Regions from separate parts of the Homo sapiens genome. Here region 2 is linked to region 1. The links are chromatin contacts, found by Hi-C or POLR2A ChIA-PET in ENCODE. All regions are on one chromosome and are shown on one strand. Each heading gives the region's core, a stretch centred on a gene start or an enhancer-like site at or near the end of the contact. The rest is flanking DNA. Distances are from core to core; before and after follow the strand shown.

Region 1 (5,266 bases), core at 1,118-3,617:
TCCAGCCTGGGCAACAAAAGTGAAACTCCGTCTCAAAAAAAAAAAAAAAAAAATTAAACACAGAATTACCATATGATCCAGTAATTCCACTTCTGGGTATATATCCACAACAACTGAAAGCAGGGATTAGAAGAAATGTTTGTACACCCATGTTTGTAGCAGTGTTATTCACAACAGCCAAGAAATGGAAGCAACCCAAGTGTCCATCTACGGATGAATGGACAAATAAAATGAGGTATATCTATACAATGAAATTGTCTGTATTATTGTATTACATATAATACATACATGATATGAATAATAATAATTGTATTATTTAGCCTTTTAAAATAAGTGAAGGCCAGGCGGGGTGGCTTACACCTGTAATCCCAGCACTTTGGGAGGCTGAGGTGGGAGGATTACTTGAACCCAGGAGTTCTAGACCAGCCCGGGCAACATGGTGAAACAACATCTCTACCAAAAAAAAAAAAAAAAAAAAAAATTAGCCAGGTGTGGTGGCACATACATGTAGTCCCAGCTGCTTGGGAGGCTAAGGTGGGAGGATGGCTTGAGCACAGGAGATGGAGGTTACAATGAGCTGAAATCGCGCCACTACACCTCAGCCTAGGGGAGCCAGACCTTGTCTCAAAAAAAAAAAAAAAAGAAAGATATTTGACACATGCTACAATGTGGATGAACCTTGAAGACATTATGCTAAGTGAAAGGATTAATATTGGCTGGGCTTGGTGGCTCACATCTGTAATCCCAGCACCTGTATTCCCAGCACTTTGGGAGGCTGAGGTGGGAGAATCACTTGAGGTCAGGAGTCCAGGGCCAGCCTGGACGACACGGTGAAACCCTGTCTCTACAAAAAATAAAAAAATAGCAGAGCGTGGTAGCATGCACCTATAATCCCAGCTCCTCAGGAAGCTGAGATGGGAGGATCCCTTGAGCCCAGGGCGTCAAGGCTGCAGTGAGCCGTGATCACACCACTGCACTCCAGCCTGGGTGACAAAGCAAGACCCTGTCTCAAAAAAAAAAAAAGGAATGAATGAATAAATATTATATTATTCCACTTACGGTGATAGTGGAATATCACCACTTATGGTGATAACACAATAATATGGATGTACTTAATGCCACTTTACAGTTAAAAATGGTTAAAATTATAAATTTTGTTTTATATATATATATTTTTTCAGATGGAGTTTCGCTCTTGTTGCTCAGGCTGGAGTGTGGAGTGCAATGGCGTGCTCTCAGCTCACTGCAACCTCTGCCTCCCCGGTTCAAGCGATTCTCCTGCCTCAGCCTCCTGAGTAGCTGGGACTACAGATGCGAGCCACCATGCCCAGCTATCTTTTTTTTTTTTTTTTTTTTTTTAAGTAGAGACAGGGTTTCACTGTGTTAGCCAGGATGGTCTCGATCTCCTGATCTCGTGATCTGCCCACCTCGGCTTCCCAAAGTGCTGGGATTACAGGCGTGAGCCACAGCACCCGGCCGTATTATATATTTTGTGATTTTTTTAAAAAGGCCAAGTCAGAAATCAAACACACACACAAAATAAAAGGCCAGGCACGGTGGCTCAGGCCTGTAATCCCAGCACTTTGGAAGGCCGAGGCAGTTGGATCACCTGAGGTCAGGAGTTTGAGACCAGCCTTGCCAACATGGTGAAACCCCATCTCTACTAAAAATACAAAAATTAGCTGGGCGTGATGTCAGGTGCCTGTAATCCCAGCTACTCTGGAGGCTGAGGTAGGAGAATTGCTTGAACCCAGGAGGTGGAGGTTGCAGTGAGCCGAGATCACGCCATTGCACTCCAGCCTGGACGGCAAGAGCAAAACTCTGTCTCAAAAAAAAAAAAAATGTTGAAAGATGAAACAAATGAACAGGTCTCTCCTTGGTGCCCAGGAGAAGTCTCTGCCCACAGAGGTTGCCCAGGAGCTGGGCACCTCCTGCCTGGAAGACCTTTCCCTGCCGTCCCTTCTCCACTGCACCTCCTCAGAGTCTCTACTGTCATCTTTGGAGCCCTAGAGGTCCCCGCACAGGGGGATCGCCCAGCCTGAACCTGGCACGCATCAGGTCCTTGGCGTTGATGGGGGCCTGCCATCCACAGAGGCTGCCATCCCCAGTCATGCACAAACTCTTCCAAGGCTGCCGGCAGGAACTTGGAAGAGTTTTCTTGGCAGAAACCTGGCTCAGTGTGGGGGCCCTCAAACCCACCAAGCACACACATGCCCATTCCAACGCGCCACACGCTCACACCCACCTGTAACATACACACAAGGGTGTGCCCACAGAGACACCGCCGCGTCCTCTCAGGCACTCCTGGAAATGAGCCCGCACAATGAAGGGTGCACATCTCGGCTGCCTGGCAGGCAGGTCCCGTGGCCAGCAGAGCCCCCTGCTGGCCCAGCGCTGGCATGCCTCGTCTCCTTGACAACCCAGAGCGAGCAGAAGGGTCCTCATTCCCTCAACCTCGCTCCCCAGGCCCCTCAGCTCCAACCTGCCCTGGGATCTTCCCCTCCCCATCTCCTACAAAGGAGAAGAATCTCCTGCAGAAGGACAGAGCAACTGTGGAATCTCGGGGTCTCCCTTTGGTCAAGGAGAGAGGCCAGAGCCCCTTTTCAGACTAGACTGGAGCAGTCATTCCTAGAGGCAGGGGAATGCCTGCAATGACTCTTCTCTAAGGTCAGCAGATCCATCCCCTGGTCTCACGCTGGACAGTGCATTTCAGAGGAGACTAGGGGAAAGCTCTAGGTGTGACTCCGCCTGCCCCCCGCCCCCCAGGAGTGCTTCCTGTTGTCTGACAGCCTGGGCAGAGGTAACAGGTGCACACACTGGTTTCCTTCAGGCAAGAGCTGGGTCCCAGTCAAGCTAAGACCATGTCCCCTCCCAGGGCAGGTCTCAGCAGATTCCGAAAGTCTCCCGGGGGCACATGGGGCTCCCTTCAGGGAGAGGCTGTCAGCCCCACCCCTGAAACCACCCACCCCCTCACCCCAGCCCTGCCCATCCCTCCCGGTTACCCCTGCCTTCCCCTTCACACATGTGGCCCTGCCTATGAACTGAACCACTCCCTAATCCAGTCTGTGATGCCCAGAGGCAGCTGGACAGGTGGCAGGGACAGTGGCTCTGCAGGGACAAACAGCCTCCCCTGGGTCACTACCATGAGGGAGCCCCCTGGGCTGGGCTCTCTGGTCAGAAGAAGACAGATGGCATCATCCTCACTCCAGATCCTCCTCCCGCCTCCCCCTGCCAGTTTGCCTGGCCCCACATTTGGGGACAGGATAACAGCCACACAGTCAAGAATACTTGCTGAGTGCTTACTATGCCCCAGGCAGCTGCTGTTAGATGCGCTAACTCATTTAACCAACCTCTGGAAATGAAGGTAGCACCCAGCACCCACCACCTGCAACTCCTGGCTCTCCACCGGGTTGGGTGCTAGGCAGGGAATGCTGGGTGACCTGCAGGGGCACCGAGGCTTGGGGACAGGGAGGATGGTGAGAAAGTGACCACTGTCCTGGCATCAAGAAGGCTAACACAGAGAAAAGGCCACACTTGCCATTGGTACTGGCCCTGGCCCTTTTCTGGCTGTGTGACCTCAAGATCATCACTCAAGGTCACTCAAGTTTCCTTATTTCTTCAGCTATAAAATAAAGACAGAGATAGCAGCCTGAAAAAGTTGCTGAGAACCAAGAATCAGGTATTATGGCCCCAGCGCTCCATCCCCCCATCGGAGTAGACTCTGCTTCCTAGATGTCTCTGGAGTCTGCTCACTTCATTACACCATTGCCCTGCTCCAAGCGGCAGTCACCTCTCTGGCATCTGACAGTCCAGATTGATTATTTTAATATTATGACCACCAGGCCCTGTGGGACGCGCCTTGGCCCCCACACTCACCACACCCTCTTCCTCTGTGCTCTGGCCACCCTGGCCTCCTTCCACCTCCTGTGAGGACCAGGCACCCTTCCAGCCTCGGGTCCTTTGCACATGCTGTTTCTGGAATGCAACCCATGCCCTGATTCACTCCTACCCACCCTGTTGCTCTTAACAAAAATGTCACTTCCCCAGGCACACCTCCTCTGGCCCCAGACCAGGTCAGTTACCTGTGCACCCTCTTGTCAGTGTCTACTTATTTATGAGCTTATTTTGACCAACATCTCCCCACAGGGCTGTAGGTCCTGGAAGGCAAGGACCATGTCTGCTTTGCTGGTGGTCAAATCCCTGGTTCCTGGCCCAGGGTGGGTGCTCTGCACACTGTTTCTAAATGTTGGAGAATGAATGAGCCTTTCCTCAGAGAGTTAGAGGTAACCAGAACCCTGTCCCCAGGAGGGGTCTGGCAGAGGCAGGGGCTTTTTATATCCCCACCCCTTCCTCAGAGGGAACCAGATCCAGAAGTCGGGGGTGCTGGAATAAGGAAGAAAGGGGGGCCGGGCATGGTGGCTCATGCCTGTAATCACAGAACTTGGGGAGACAGAGGCAGGAGGATCCCTTGAGCCCAGGAGTTTGAGACCAGCCTGGTCAACATAGTAAGACCCCATCTCCACAAAAATAATAGTAAAAATTAGCCAGGTGCCGTGGGGCACGCCTGTAGTCCCAGCTACTTGGGAGGCTGAGGTGGGAGGATTGCTTGAGCCAAGAGTTCAAGGCTGCAGTGAGCCATGGTTGTGCCACTGTACTCCAGCCTGGGCGACAGAGCCAGATCCAGGCTCAAAAAAAAGGAGTGGGGGAGAAAGGGGTGGGGAAAAAGGGGGGAGCTGCTTCAATCCTCTTTGCATCTCTGTGCCCTCACCCCAGCTGGCCACACTCCAGCCACGAGCCCTCCTCGTGGGTTCTGCAACGTGCCAAGCCCTTGTCCTGAGACTCAGAGCCTGCTCCCCACATCCAAGTTCCCCTCTCCCTGGACTATAATACAGTGCCTGCCTGCCCCCTCCCCGTCCCCTTCTTCCCTTGACTCAACCCTTACCCTCCAGGTCTCAGCTTGACTTTCTGAAACGCTTGTTTAACTTAGCAAGCTAAGGAATCTGCCATGGTGCCACAGCTAATGTCAGCTCAGGATTGAAGCTGTGGGCAGAGCCCAGACTCTCGGCCACCTCATTATACGCCTCATCACTACTGGTTTCTCCCTCCAGTCCCCGCCCTCTCTGGGGCCTCAGTTTCCTTATGTGGGCTCTTCCATGATGAGGGACTTGGACATCTGTAGATTTCAGGAAGATTGGTTGAGAGGAAGAAGGTGGGGGAAGAGGTTAAGGGAGGAGGGGAAGGGGGAAAGAGAGAAGAGAGGAGGGAG
Region 2 (5,266 bases), core at 1,763-4,262, 66 kb before region 1:
ACACATGTGAAGGGGACAACGGGCAAAACCCATTCTGTCCTTTTGCAATATTATCTGGGCCTGGAGTGCCTACGACAGCTGGCCCAAGCCTCCTGTCTGCGGGGCAGGACTGCTGGAACCATTGTGAAGCTCCAGGTAGGCCTGAGAAGGTGCCTGTGCACCTGCCTGGGCTCTGTAGGAATAGAGAGCAGGTGCCTGGAAACTTCGCACAGCAATGAGGGCCACCCACTCTTCCAACTCATATCTGTCCCTGTGTCATTGACCAGTCCCCCAGGACACTTACAAAAAGGTCACCAGGAAAAAGTCTGCCTCCGTCCTGCCACCCCTTGGTCCAGTCCCCATCGCCCTCCTTCCCTGGGCCAGGTACCTCTCCTGTCTCCCAGCCCCACTCTGGCCCTTTCCCTCCAAAACAAGTGAGACAGCTGACTCATGCCTTGAGGAAAGCTATTTATTTCCAAGATATAGACTGTACTTTTAAGACAGGACTTTTCAGAAGCAGGAAATTTTAGTTGTTGCCAGAGAGGTGTGTCAAGGACACAGTGAAAGGAGCCATGCGGACATGGGGTGGAAGGCTTTGTCCAACACTGTTACAACACTTTTGTAAATGAGCAAAACATCTTTAAAAATCCTTATAAATTCTTTATAATATGTTACACATTTAGAGACAATATTTACAATAAAAGAATGGGGGAGGGAGGGAAAGAAATCTACTTTACAGTAAATCTTTGCATAAAACAAGAGGACTGATAGACGTGGCAGCGGGTTCACCACCTACCTGGGCTTCCCTGGAATGAGTGAGGGTGTGTGGGGGCTGGCCTGGTGATTGGAAGTCTATTTACAGCCTGTGGGGAGAAGAGGGCGCTGGGTCCTGTCCATCCTGCAGGAACAGCCCAGCTCAGACCCCATAAATCAGTGTGTGAGTGACAGAGAGACAGCAGGGGTGTTGACTATCCCTCCTCCTAAGGGGAAGAAGGTGGGCTTCTGTGTGCCTGGGCTGTGGAAGGAACAGGCACAGATGGAAAAACAAAAAGAGGGGTGAGGGAGGTACCAGCAAGGGGGACCCTGGACCCCCCCCACCAAAAACTGTCTGGGGAACAGGCAGCTGCCCGTGGTTAAAGCGCTTAGAGGGTGACTCAGGCAAAAGGATGTTGGGGAGTAACCCTGGTGAGGGTTTCAGTCCTGCCTCCTTGGAATGGCCCCAACCCCCTTCTCTGGCTCTGGCAAGGGGGGCGGGCAGGATCCTGTGTGCACCAAAGGCAGGGAGCCCGGGGGCGCAAAGTGGGGACCAGGGTGGGGATAGGGGGACAGAAGTCGCTACTGGAAACACCTTGGGACAATGACTGCACACACAAGCCCCTCCCCCCATGGACATACGCACCCTACACCTCCTCTCCCCAGACATACACACATCCCCGCTTACAAGCTGAGGTGGGAGGGCAGAAGAAAGAAGCAAAAAGCCAGCATCACCCAGGATCTTTCCTTTAGTCTGAAACTTAGGGGTTCCCTAGCCACACCCCATGGTCCACAAGGGTCCCCAAGTGCAGCCACAGAAAGGCTCAGAAGGACCTATCGGGCGCATGTGTGCAGGGACACAGACCCCAGCAGCCCACGCCCCCTCCTCTTCTGCTCATCACCTCTGGAACCCCCTTCCATTCAATTAGTCCGGCCCCAGCCTTCTCCTCTGCCCTGCCAGTTCCAGCACACCAACTAGAGACACTGCCTGCTGCGCCCTCCACCCACACCATGCACCCAGGGGCCACAGAAGAGGAGGTGCAGGCTGGTGAAGCCTCCTGGTTCCAAAGGGGCTCTAGGGAGGGGTGGCGCCCGAGCGGCGCGGGAGGTGGGGATCACAGACACTGATGCAGGCGGGAGGCGGCCGAGCGGCGCGGGGGCTGGCTCTGCAGGGACCCCGTGTCCCCGGGCGCGGGCGGCTGCGAGGCAGCGGACGACGGGGCCCGCGCCTTGGTGGACTCCAGGCTGCTGAGTCCGGAGTCCTTGTTGTCACTGTGCGCCCGCGCGCCCGCAGGCTCCGGGGGGCCCCCTCCGCCCAGCTCCTTCCACTCGTTGAAGTTGAGGTCAGTCAGCGGGCTCTGCACCACCACGGTGTGGCGGCGCCAGCTGCTCCGGCGCCGCCGGGTCTCGGGCGACAGCGGCCGCCGCAGGCGCACGGCGAGCATGTCGTCCGCCGTGCCGCGGAGCCTTAGACGCAGCGCCTCCATGCGCGAGGGCCGGGAGGCCAGCGCCGCCGCCGGGGGCCGCAGCGACTCCTGGCTGCTGGACGACGCCGAGCCGGGCGGCTCCGGGGCGCGGGGACCGCCCCGGCCCGCGCCCTCGCCGTCTGGGCGGCCCCGGGCCAGGCGGCGGCGCGCCAGAGTGTCGCAGGGCATGAGGTGGTGCGAGCTGAAGGACGGCCGGCGTGTCAGGCGCCCCCCAGGCCCCGCGCCCGCCGCGCCCTCAGTGTCCGTCTCCACGTGGCTCAGCTCGCTACGCTCGTCGTCCGCCTCATCCCCCGCCCCTGCCCGCCGACCGCTAGCGCCCGAGCACACGCTGCGGTCCATGGTGGACAGGGTGGAGTAGCCCGACACAATGGAGCGCGTGTCCGCGGCCGGCCGCTCCTCCGGCGCCGCCGGGGGACTGAGGCGTCCGGGGGCCTCGGGGGCGACGGCGCCAGGCAGCGGCCCCTGCGGCCGCTCCTGAGTCCCCGGCGCTGTGGCCCCCGCCCCAGGCTTGTGCGCCTCCTGCTCCGAGTCGTCGTCGGTGCTGCTGCCCAGCCCCCGCGCCTCCCGCCGCTTCTTGCGCTTGCGGTTGACGGCCGAGATGAAGGAGATCGCCAGCATCTCCCGGGCGTACGGCTCCTTCTTGGGGGCCCACGAACCCTGTGTGGGAGACAGGTCAGGATGCGGGGGGCGCCCGGACTCGGCCCCCTGCCGACCCCGCTCTACCCGGTCCACCCCCACGTCACGGCACCCAGTCGCCACAAGCCCCAGCCAAGGCCAGCACCCACGGCCGCATCATAAAACGCTCCTCCTCCAGCCCCGTGCCGCCCTCCGTCCAGAGACTACCCCCGCTGGCCCAAATCTAGGCTCTCAGCTCTTTCTTGTGAGGTGGGCTGGTCTCCCAAAGCCCCCTTCCATTCTGTTTTCCGTATCCAGCCCTGGCTAAATCCTTTAGACACGGCTCTGGTGATGACAATCTCTCCACAGTGAATAACGCTTGGCAGCCTGAATCCGTTTCACACACGCCCCTGGGGTGTCATCACCAGAGCTTCCTGCATGCTGATCCCCAAATCCCCGCCAGGGGCGCTCTCTGACCACAAGTCCCCCACCTCCTCTCCACCCGCTGCCACCTGGAAACCTGCCTTCCCACCTGCCCAGCATCTACAGGCCTCTCCAGGGCAACCCGCCCAAGTTCACGTCCTCCCCTTTCCGCCGGACCCCACCAGCTCCCCACCCCGCCAATCCCCAATCCCAGGTCAATCCCGCCGCCAGCTCCGCCCCTGCAAGTGGCTGAAAGATCCCGTATGGTGTCATGGTTTGGATTGGAGCCGCTCCCAAACTGTGATTTCCAACCCCAAGTTGGGCAACTTCATGCCGCTGTTCTCACCTGAACCAGCCCTCACTGCTACACCCTGTGGTGTTTTGGGGCCTTGGCCTTTCACACTTTCCCAGGAGGGCCCATGCTGCCGCCCATGGCCTTCTGGAAGCTGGTTTTCATCCGCCCTTCTGGCCTCTCCTCTGCCTCTTGGGAGGTTCTTCTTGCCCGCCCCCCGCCCCGCCCCTGCCTTCCCCTGCCTTCCCCACTGAGACTCAGTGTTCCCAGGACTGTTTTTGGCCCCTTTGCCTTCTCTGTTCGTGTTCCCTAGAAAATACCATTCCCAAGCAGCGCTGCTATCCAGGCCTCCCTGTCCAACACCACACTCACTTGAGCTCCGGGACTCTTCTTCCCATTGAGAATCCATTTCTACCTGGGTGTCTGTAGGCTCTTAAAACTCACCTATCCGGAACCACAGCATCCTACCTACCCCTGCCCCAAACTGCCTCCATTCACACTGCTCACCTTAGGGCGGTCTTGTGACTCCTCCCTCTCTCCTCCACCCACAGCCAAGTCCTGGATTCTTTTGAAATGGCTCCCAAAGCCAACTCCTCCTCCTCCTCCGGCAGGCCCTCATTCTGCCCTCTCTGGGCCCTCCTGCCCCTCCTAATAGGGTTTCCTGCCTCCACCCTTGCCCCAGCCCGGGTCTCTCCTCCAGAGCCACCATTCTGAAGCAGGAATCTGATCCTCACCCAGCTTTGCTCAGAAGCTTGCATGCCCCAGCACCCACCAGGATAAAGCACAAGTTCCCCAGTTCAGCACATGGGGCTCTTCATAACCCAGCCCCAACTTTCCCAGCCTACTGCCCTGCTCTGCCCTGACCCCAACCCCAACACAGCCCTCACTGTGGAAATACAGCCCTACCAACCCTTCCTTTGATGTGACCTACACTGTTACATTGCTGCCAGCCCTTAATGTCCCCCTGCCCTATTTGCTGGATGAGCTCCTACTCACCCTACAAGGCCCAGCTCGAACATGGCTTCCTCTGTACAGCCACTTCCCAGCCCTCCCTTTGCCTGAGATGGGAGATCACTTCTCTATGTTCCTGTCATCTCACTATGCTCCTAGCTCTTCTCACATCAGCCTCATCAAACTCTGAGCTCCTTAAGAGCAAAGGCTGTGACTTGGTTGTTTCTGCATGGCACATAACAGGTGCTCAATAAACATGAAATGAACAAACAATTGGTGAATGAAGTCCCCTTAACACAGGAAGCCTTGTAGAAGCAGACGCTGGGACTGGTTCCTGTCTTGGGCTGGAATGACCTGACAAGGTCACGCTGCCCTTTCAACCCCTCCTCACAGACCACCTCTTGTTTCAGCCATGGTGTAATAATGAATGGAGACCCAGATGCCTCTTGTGGCCACTGCAGCCACTGTCCTTGCTCTCACATTAATTAGTTCTGAGAAAACCAGAGCATGTCAGGGACTCAGGAGTCACAGGCATGTGGCTCCTGGGCCATGGTTGCCCACAATGCACAACACCAGAAGGCACCCCCTGGAGTTGTGCAATGTGGTTGCACTGCTAGGATCAGCCTGGAGCATATGGTGGCCAGTACTGCTTTCTTTCCTGGCCAGTGCTCTCTGAGAGACTTAAGAGGCCGCTAGGATCACCTGATCAAACTACCCTCTCATCCCAGCTGGTTCCAGAAGCAACGAGGTCAGACTGATTTCTCTT

The links. A loop is a pair of places that touch in the nucleus more often than their neighbours do. ChIA-PET counts read pairs that join two places held with the same protein, here RNA polymerase II (POLR2A). Pooled maps may share reads with other maps.
Region 2: a pooled map shows a loop between it and region 1 (5-fold over the local background). The contact joins two enhancer-like sites. A Hi-C loop is called at or near these places in 8 of 168 maps with a recorded cell type or tissue (B cell, Caco-2, GM12878 and 4 more), 17 of 37 single-sample maps with no recorded cell type and 14 of 50 pooled maps. POLR2A ChIA-PET finds 5 or more read pairs at or near these places in 9 of 52 experiments (A673, AG04449, BJ and 4 more).

Annotation. Positions count from the first base shown.
Region 1 is chr17:38,441,397-38,446,662 of GRCh38, reverse strand. The region is part of intron 1 of ARHGAP23 (Rho GTPase activating protein 23); the gene reads right to left. Among named protein-coding and RNA genes, the nearest start is that of ARHGAP23, 16 kb to the right of the region's middle. Within about 2 kb of position 2,367, at least 3 of the 41 ENCODE cell types and tissues checked have a DNase peak (open chromatin) inside an H3K27ac peak, as active enhancers do.
Region 2 is chr17:38,507,554-38,512,819 of GRCh38, reverse strand. It overlaps ARHGAP23 (Rho GTPase activating protein 23), which reads right to left. Exons shown (of 24, transcript NM_001199417.2): 24 at 435-2,876. The coding sequence ends at 1,848. Among named protein-coding and RNA genes, the nearest start is that of ARHGAP23, 82 kb to the right of the region's middle. RefSeq lists enhancers at 2,420-3,236, 3,237-4,064. Within about 2 kb of position 3,012, at least 3 of the 41 ENCODE cell types and tissues checked have a DNase peak (open chromatin) inside an H3K27ac peak, as active enhancers do.